Regions from separate parts of the Homo sapiens genome. Here region 1 is linked to region 2. Evidence: chromatin contacts called from ENCODE Hi-C or POLR2A ChIA-PET data. All regions are on one chromosome and are shown on one strand. Each heading gives the region's core, a stretch centred on a gene start or an enhancer-like site at or near the end of the contact. The rest is flanking DNA. Distances are from core to core; before and after follow the strand shown. Region 1 holds the start of DTYMK (deoxythymidylate kinase). Region 2 holds the start of NEU4 (neuraminidase 4).

What was found. A loop is a pair of places that touch in the nucleus more often than their neighbours do. ChIA-PET counts read pairs that join two places held with the same protein, here RNA polymerase II (POLR2A). Pooled maps may share reads with other maps.
Region 1: POLR2A ChIA-PET joins it to region 2 with 10 read pairs in HepG2. The contact joins the promoter of DTYMK here to the promoter of NEU4 in region 2. A Hi-C loop is called at or near these places in 2 of 37 single-sample maps with no recorded cell type and 6 of 50 pooled maps. POLR2A ChIA-PET finds 5 or more read pairs at or near these places in 4 of 52 experiments (CD4-positive, alpha-beta memory T cell, HepG2, activated naive CD4-positive, alpha-beta T cell and 1 more).

What each region holds. Positions count from the first base shown.
Region 1 is chr2:241,684,163-241,688,140 of GRCh38, forward strand. It overlaps DTYMK (deoxythymidylate kinase), which reads right to left and starts at 2,653. Exons shown (of 5, transcript NM_012145.4): 1 at 2,492-2,653; 2 at 1,607-1,715. The coding sequence starts at 2,621. It also overlaps a transcript of ING5 not described here. RefSeq lists silencers at 2,243-2,552, 2,600-2,862, 2,613-3,142.
Region 2 is chr2:241,807,717-241,812,066 of GRCh38, forward strand. NEU4 (neuraminidase 4) reads left to right here and starts at 1,477. Exons shown (of 4, transcript NM_001167600.3): 1 at 1,477-1,558. It overlaps LOC124905349 (a long non-coding RNA gene), which reads right to left and starts at 2,980. Exons shown (of 2, transcript XR_007088398.1): 1 at 2,751-2,980; 2 at 599-1,652.

The sequences.
Region 1 (3,978 bases), core at 1,403-3,902, 120 kb before region 2:
ATGGACACAAGAGACGTAGCCCTGGGTACCTGGGATAAGATTATTATCTAAAAAGTAAAATCAGGATTATTCTTCATTTTAAATTGGGCATATACGTGTTTCATCACTTTTCTACAAAGCCACAAAAAGCAAAATCAGAAGAACAATTGCCTCCATAAATTCTAGATGTGTTAAAAAGATTATTAAAAATGGTCTCATTTTCATTTAAGACTTGGAGTGGGGACAGCCTTTCCAAGCAAGACACAAAGCTAAGCCGGAGGAGAGTAATGCAGTGTTTCATGTAACACGGATGATGAGGAACCACTGAAGATTCACCAGCAGGGAACTGGCTACACGTACCGTGGTTCTAGAGACAATGCGACGACAATTAAAGAGAATGAGAAGGGCAGAGTTAGGGGATCTGTAAGTGCAGAAATCTGTAAGGCAGAGTTAGAAAGAAAGCTGCCAAATAATTTGTATGGTATGACCTCATTTATGTTAAAAAACAAAATTCTAACTATAGTAGTTTCTACATATGTATATAAATGTAAATAAAAACATTGAAAGAACACACATCAACATTAAGTGTTGAATGAAGAGGAAACCTACTACAATGATGTAAAACAAAAAAAGGTGGTAGGAGAGTTCATATAAACTCAGTTACTAATGTATCAATATTGGTTATCAATTTTAACAAATGTAACATAACACAGCACATAAATAATGGGGAAGGGGGGAAGGCAGGGGTAGTATGTAGGGAGCGCTCTACATACTCTACTTTTTGATCAGTTTTTCTATATACCTAAAGCTATCTTTAAAACATTAAGTCTATGAGGCCAGGGGTTTGAGACCAGCCTGGGCGTGATATGGTGAGACCTTGACTCTACATTAAAAAAAAAAAAAAAAATTAGCCGGGCTTGGTAGCATGCCCCTATGGCCCTAAGCTACTCAGGATGCTGAGGTGGGAGGACTGCTTGAGCCTAGGAAGTTGAGGCTGCAGTGAGCCATGATCGGGTGCCACTGCACTCCAGCCTGGGCCACAGAGCAATACCTTGTCTTAAAAATAAAAAAAAAAGGGCCAGGTACGGTGGCTCACACCTGCGTAATCCCAGAACTTTGGGAGGCCGAGGCGAGTGGATCACAAGGTCAAGAGAGACCATCCTGGCCAACATGGTGAAACCCTGTCTCTACTAAAAATACAAAAATTAAATTTAAAAATAAAGTAAATTAAAATTGCAAAAATTAGCTGAGCATGCTGGGGCGCGCCTGTAGTCCCAGCTACTCGGGAGGCTGACGCAGGAGAATCGCTTGAACCTGGGAGGCGGAGGTTGCAGTGAGCCGAGATCACACCTCTGCCTGGCGACAGAGCGGAACTCCGTCTAAAAAAACCCGAAAAACTGAAGTCTATTAGTTATGGGGTGTGGGGAGCAGGAGGACGAAACAGCATTCATTAGCGCCCTTTGGGAACTAGGGCGCTTCACCACCTCTGCCCACAGGACTGCTAAACAGAAGAACATCAGGCCCAGCACTACTGTCACTGTCATTCAGAATCGAGTGCTGCGTTCACTGAATCTCAGGAGGAAGGAAAGTGGCAAGGGCAGAGGGAGCAGTGTGCAATGGTTTTTACACTTGTTCCCAGCGATTTGCAGAAAAAAGCAGGTGCACCGAGTGATCCTCCACGTCACTTTTCTTTTGCAAGTAGGAACTCAGAAGTTTGCCGATTTCAGTTGATCTTTCTAGAAAAAAAGAGAAACACACAAAATGCAAGTGAGATCAGGCTTTCCCTCTATATTACAATATAGTTTGGACTGAATTTCTCCCGGACTCAAGTCTCACGTTGAATTTTACTTTACTAAATCTCTAGACAGGCTTGGATCTTCTGCGGAAGCCAAAGGAATTTCTCTGAGCAATAACAGCAATCTGCAAACAAGCTGGGATGAAAAATGCTTTAGGAAAAAAGAACTCGGGTAGAAAGTAGAGACTTCAAAGAAAGCATTTATAAAATTTGTGGACTGGGTGGCCAAAGATTAAGGTCAATGCTTCACTTGAAAACTTTTAAATATATGCTATAAAACCCCTGAAAGCGCGAACAGCCATCAAACAAAACACAACACCAGAAAAACCCACAAAAACGAGACATGGATTACAAAAGAGCTGGAGGAGACTTTTGGGGGAGACACCACGGTTTCGCGCGGGTTTACACGTCAGTCATCACCATACCCCGCACTTAAAGACACGCAGCGTGGACCGGGCGCGGTGGCGCGCGCCTATGTTCCCGGCTACCCGGGAGGCTGAGGCGGGAGGATCGCTTGAGCCCGGGAGGTCCAGGCTGCCGTGGGCCGAGATGGCGCCACTGCACTCCAGCCTGGGCGACACAGGGAAAGCCCGTCTTTCAAAATAAAAACCGCACAGTTCACAGCACGCCAGCCGCAGACAACGAAGCGGAGCAAAGAGCCCCTGGGAAGGCAGAGGCACCGAAGGCCGCGGCGCACCCCCCGCCGCGCGCACCCACCCGGGAACCGGAGCAGTTCGGCGCGGTGGCCCGCGGCGCACAGCGCTTCCACCAGCTTGCGGCTCTGCGTGCTCTTCCCGGCGCGGTCCACGCCCTCCAGCACTATGAGAGCCCCGCGCCGGGCCGCCATGACTGTCCACCGCCCGCCGCTGGCGTCTCCACGCAGCCTTCCGGAGCTCCCATTGGCCGGCGTCAACAGCGCGCGCCGTGATTAGCTAGTATTTCCCGGCCTCGGCCAAATTCGAAGGGATTGGCCGGGGCCGGGGCGAGGACGACGCGCGGTGGGACCGACACCCGCGCCTGCGCCCTGGGCCGCGCCGCCACTGGAGCCGTGTCCTGGGCTTCCGGGGCGGAAACTGGGGCCCCGTGTCCCGTGCGGGCCTCCGTCCTCGGGCGAGCAGGGCCCTTCGCTCCGGGAGGGGAGGTGACGCGGCGCGGGCTGGACGGCCGGAGACGCGGGGTCAGGGCGCGGACGAGGGGAGCGCAGGGTCGGAGGGGCTCCCGGACGCTGCCCGCCCAGCGTCGGCTCTCGTTGGCCCCTGGCTGCGCGCAGCGGGCCCGACTCTCAGGGCCCTGCGGTGCCCGCTGCCAGCGTGAGGGCTCCGGTCACGCGGCGCGCGAGACGAACGAGCGAGATGCTTCCCGAAGCGCGGGGCCCAGTGCAGGGGCTCAGCCGGGGCTCCTCCCAAAGCTCACCTGGAGCCCAGCACGACTGCGTTCTGGAAACGCTGTGTTTGACAGCAGGGGCAGGATGGGGGGCTGTGTAGACGCTGGCCACGTGGCAATTGTAGGAGAACCATGGGATCGATAAATGTTCACTGTTGTCCCTGAAGCGCAAAACTGCAGGGCTCTGGAAAGTCCGTGTGTGTGTTTTTGTTGTTTTTGTTTGTTTGAGACAGAGTCTCGCTCTGTCACCCAGGCTGGAGTGCGGTGGCGCGATCTCTGCTCACTGCAACCTCCGCCTCCCGGGTTCAAGCGATTCTCCTGCCTCAGCCTCCCGAGTAGCTGGGACTGCAGGCGGCCGCCACGACGCCCGGCTAATTTTTTGTATTTTTAGTAGAGACGGGGTTTCACCGTGTTAGCCAGGATGGTCTTGATCTGACCTCGTGATCTGCCCGCCTCGGCCTCCCAGAGTGCTGGGATTACAGGCGTGAGCCACCGCGCCTGGCCGAAAAGTCCGTTTTAAAAGATGATGTATACAAATTATAGCACGGAGAGGGAACGGGCAAGTTGTTTCCTCTTTCCATGCCTCCAACTCCTCTGAAATGTGGGTCATGATGATAATAGGAAAAACTGTCTCTGCCATAGAGAGGTGGAAAAAGTCCCGCGAAGTGTCCCCGGTATCTAGAAAGCGCTCAGTAGTGTTTGCTGTTATCTTAGGGATATCAGGCTGCCTGGACATTTCTCAGGTGAGACTTTTTGTTATTTTAGATATCTAAAATACTACTATCTATATGTGCCATATTGTCAGTTGTCAGCTAGACATC
Region 2 (4,350 bases), core at 227-2,726:
CTCTGCAGGCCACCTTCCCTCCCCCCTCAGCCCAGGGACCTCTGCAGGCCACCTTCCCTCCCCCCTCAGCCCAGGGACCTCCGCAGGCCACCCTCCCTCCCCCCTCAGCCCAGGGACCTCCGCAGGCCACCCTCCCTCCCCCCTCAGCCCAGGGACCTCTGCAGGCCACCTTCCCTCCCTCCCCCCTCAGCCCAGGGACCTCTGCAGGCCACCCTCCCTCCCTCCCCCCTCAGCCCAGGGACCTCCGCAGGCCACCCTCCCTCCCCCCTCAGCCCAGGGACCTCTGCAGGCCACCTTCCCTCCCCCCTCAGCCCAGGGACCTCTGCAGGCCACTCTCCCCTCTTAGCCCAGGGACCTCGGCAGGCCACCCTCCCTCCCTCCCTCCCTCCCCCCTCAGCCCAGGAAAGGCACAGGAGAGGATCCTGCCAGGTAAAGGGAAAGTGGCCCGGGAGGAGCCCACGTGCCAACAACAGGAGTCCCAGAAGACAGAAAAGACCACAGATGAGAAAGCAGTTCACGCAGAGAACAAAACGTTCCCGGACCAAACCCAGGGTCGGGTTGCTCATTCCCGAGGCCCGATAGCGAGATGCAGATGAACTGGGGAAGAAGAGGGATTTTATTTCTGTAACTGGTTACAGGGAGAAGGCCTGGAAATGATCGCCAGACCAACTCCAGATTACAGTTTTTCCAGAGCTTACACACCTTCTAAGCTCTGTGTCTCCGTGTCAGTGTGCATTCGTCTAAAGACGTACGTGATTCAATTCTTCTCATCTCTAACTGAGGTCTGGTCCTGAAGATCTTCCTCTGAAGACTCAGTAAATTTACTTGATCTAAATGGGCCCAGGTGTTTACCCTTATCTTGTCTTCTGCTAAATCATGGAGGTTTGGGGAGTTCCTTCTCCACTTGTTTGTGGAGGCCTGGGGAGTTTTTTCAGACCCCCAGTAAAACTTGTTTAATCCTAAACGGGTCCTGGTCTCGTCATGCTTCAAGGCCCAAGAAAGCCCTGGGCAAAACTCTTGATGGGCTTTTGTTACGTCCCAGCCCTCGTGTGAGGGCGCTGGCTCTCAGCTTTCAGGATTTCACTTCACCCTCAGTCAGTGCTGAACAGTTGTCGCGGAGGCCTGCGTGAGTGAGGCCTGGCGTGCCCTGGAAACATTCCCCTGAGTTGAAGAAAGACTCACAGTTTTCAGCATCCAGTTACCCTCTGAGCATCAGGCAGAACCCGCCGGCCCCAAAACCAGGCCCCCTTGGCACATGTGGGCCCGAGTGAGTCCAGCATGAGGAGGTGCCGCTTCTGAGCAGAGCTCAGGTTGTCTCTGGGAGGAGGAGCGAGCGTTGGGTGCGGTGGCCGCTGCGTTGGCAGCCCTGTCCCTGAGCGGAACGCAGGTCGTCTCTGGGAGGAGGAGCGAGGGTTGGACGCAGTGGCCGCTGCGGTGGCAGCCCTGTCCCCAGGCGTGGACTCTGCCCTCAGCTTCACAGTCACCGAAGAAATGAAGTTACAGGAGGGGCACACCGTCCTTTTGTCTCTGCCTTTGAGGTTGGCGGGAACTGAAACTGGTACGGTCTTTTTGAATAGAAATTTGGGGTCTTTCTGGCGACGTAAAACTGTGTGTAGTTTGCAGTAGAGAGTGTTGAGAACAGCCTGTCCGGGCTGTGCATTGAGAAGGGGCGGTTAAAATGCTGCCACGTCGTGCAGCCCATAAAAGGGGGACACAGAGTAGCCGAAACTGCTCTTGGGGGAGGGGGCACGTCCCAGCCTTCCGTGTGATGCTGGGGTCAGCGTGGCCCCTCGGCTGCCAGAGCTCACGAAGACGGTTAAGGAAAGCTTCCCCCGGGTGGCTTTCACCCCACGGGGACAGAGCCCCAGATGGGCCCAGGGACCTCTGAGCAGCCGTGGGCCATGGGGTGACAGTTGGGGGTTGGTGGGACCCGTGGCTGTCATATACCCTGGGTAGACGGTGGCTTGTCCAGGCAGAGATGCCCAGGGGAAGTGGGTGGCACCTGAGGGCAGATCTGACTTTTCAAGAGAAGCTGAAAACACGGGTTTTTCTGTGAAATCTCTAGATTGAAAACAGTGGGCTTGAAAAGCCTGGAGCAGAGGGAGTGAGGCCTGCCCCCCACCCCAGCTCTGCGGGCACACCCTGGCCAGACAGCCCTGCTCCAGACCCGGCCTGTGTCTCAGGGTGGCCCAGGAGGGGACTTTGCAAGGTGACGTGGGGCTTGGAGGTCCCGTTTCCCTGTAAGCCTGGGTACTTAGGGGATGGCCCTGGTCAGACTCCACCAGTCCCAGACTTGGGGGACACGAGAAGGGAGATGGGCCACCCAGTTCTGGTTGGGCTGGGGTGGGGCTTCTGAGGGGTGGGGAGGTTGTCCCTTCCCACCCACCTGCCCCTGCCCCAGGATTCTCGGCTGTGAGCAGGAGGATGTGTACGATGGCCAAGTTGCCTGGACTGGGTCCGCCCCTCCTGGGGCTGTGAGTGCACAGGACACTGGGCCCACAGGCACCTCTGGGGCTCTGTCCCCGTGGGGTGAAAGCCACTTGGGGGAAGCTTTCCTTAACCGTCTTCACGAGCTCTGGCGGCCGAGGGGCCACGGGGGGCATTCAGATGAGTCAGAAGGAGCTGGGGCCCACCCCTCCTGCTTCCTCGCCGCCCCCCTCCCAGCTGCCCCCAGTAAATCCCCTCAGGCCCCTAGGACCTGGAGGGACGCGGCAGGTTTATCATCTCAGCCTGGAAACCACGTGACCTACCTGTTTCCCACCACAGCGCCCCAGGTTTCAGAAGCAGCTGAGGATGCCCTTCGCAGGGGAGGGAGGGACAGTGAGAAAGGAGGGTGTTCAGGGCCCAGGGATCCCCCACGGAGGCTGCCCCATCAGAACATACCGGGCACCTGTGGCCTCCTCTGAGATTCTGGCCTGGGCAGTGGTCATTTGAGCATTGGTTACCAAGGCTGCCTCTGAAATGGCAGGCTGGGGGCAGGCCAGCGTGAAAGGGACTGGCAGGAGTCCTGCGGGGACAGGCTGGGGGCAGGCCAGCGTGAAAGGGACTGGCAGGAGTCCTGCGGGGACAGGCTGGGGGCAGGCCAGCGTGAATGGGACTGGCAGGAGTCCTGCGGGGACAGGCTGGGGGCAGGCCAGCGTGAATGGGACTGGCAGGAGTCCTGCACGGCAGCTGTGCTGGGGAGGGGTCACCCTGGGCCCTGAGAGGCACAGGACATTGCGATGGGGTGCTGGCCTGCCAGGAGCACAGATACAGAGCTAGAGCCCAGTGAGGCCTGTGCTGTGAGGGGCTGTGCTGTGCCAGGGGAGGCCCCGCACCCGGGAAGCCCAGAGGAGAGTGTGCACTCACGGAGCCCTCCTGGCAGGGCCGCGTCTCTGGAGCAGCAGACCCGTGTCCCTCTGGGAGGTCAACTGCGGCCTCACAGCTGGGCCTGTCCCAGCACAGCCCTTGTTGGAGGGCGCACCCCCGTGTCCTCAGCACCCCAGTGTTGAGTGCCTTGACCTGCAGAGGGGAGCCTGTGCTGGTCCCGGGCGTCTGTGTGGCTCCTGGGTGCCCATCTGCACCCCTGGCCCTGCTCTGGGCTTCAGTGGAGCCGTGCCACCGTGGGAGTGTCCAGGGTCCTGACGTAGCCCTGAGACGTGGCCAGCTCCCTGGCCTGCTGCCCGCACAGTGGGCCCTTGTCTCTGCTCTGGGTCAGGCGAGGCAGCCACCCATGATGAGCTCTGCAGCCTTCCCAAGGTGGCTGGTGAGTCCCTGCCCTTTGCACCCCCAGCACCCTCACCCCTCTACCCGGGCGCCCGGGGTCAGGACCCGCTCCTGAGGTATCTGTCCAGCTGGCCGCCCCCTCTGTCTGGGGGTGCTGGACGAGTCCCACTCCTTGCCAACCCCAGGGTGGCTCCTCAGCTCTCAAACAAGGGGCGGGCTGCAGGGATTCCGAGGGCCCCTCCAGCAAGAGGTCCCACATGCATCTCCCAATGGGACACTTACCTGGCCCACAGGGTGGGTGTGACACTGAGGGTTCCTGGGGGCAGATTCAGGGCATGGGATGGAGACAGACTGGTTGTGAGGGGCCCAATGCAGGGGGCCGGCCCCAGCCCACAGGGTCGTTCTGCAGATGGGCTGGTCGGGGACGCTCTACCAGGTGAAGGGTCTGTGGTCGGAGTCTTCGCCCTGGCCAGGGCCCAGGACGCTCACGGTGCAGGCTGAGGGTCAGAGCCGCCGAGGGCCCCCTGCCGGGATTCTGTGCAAAGGGCCTCTGCACTTTATGTGGGTGCATGTGAATGCCCCTCGCCAAGATGTTCCTACCCTGCACCTGACACTTCCCACGACAAGAAGTGCTGACCCCAGAGG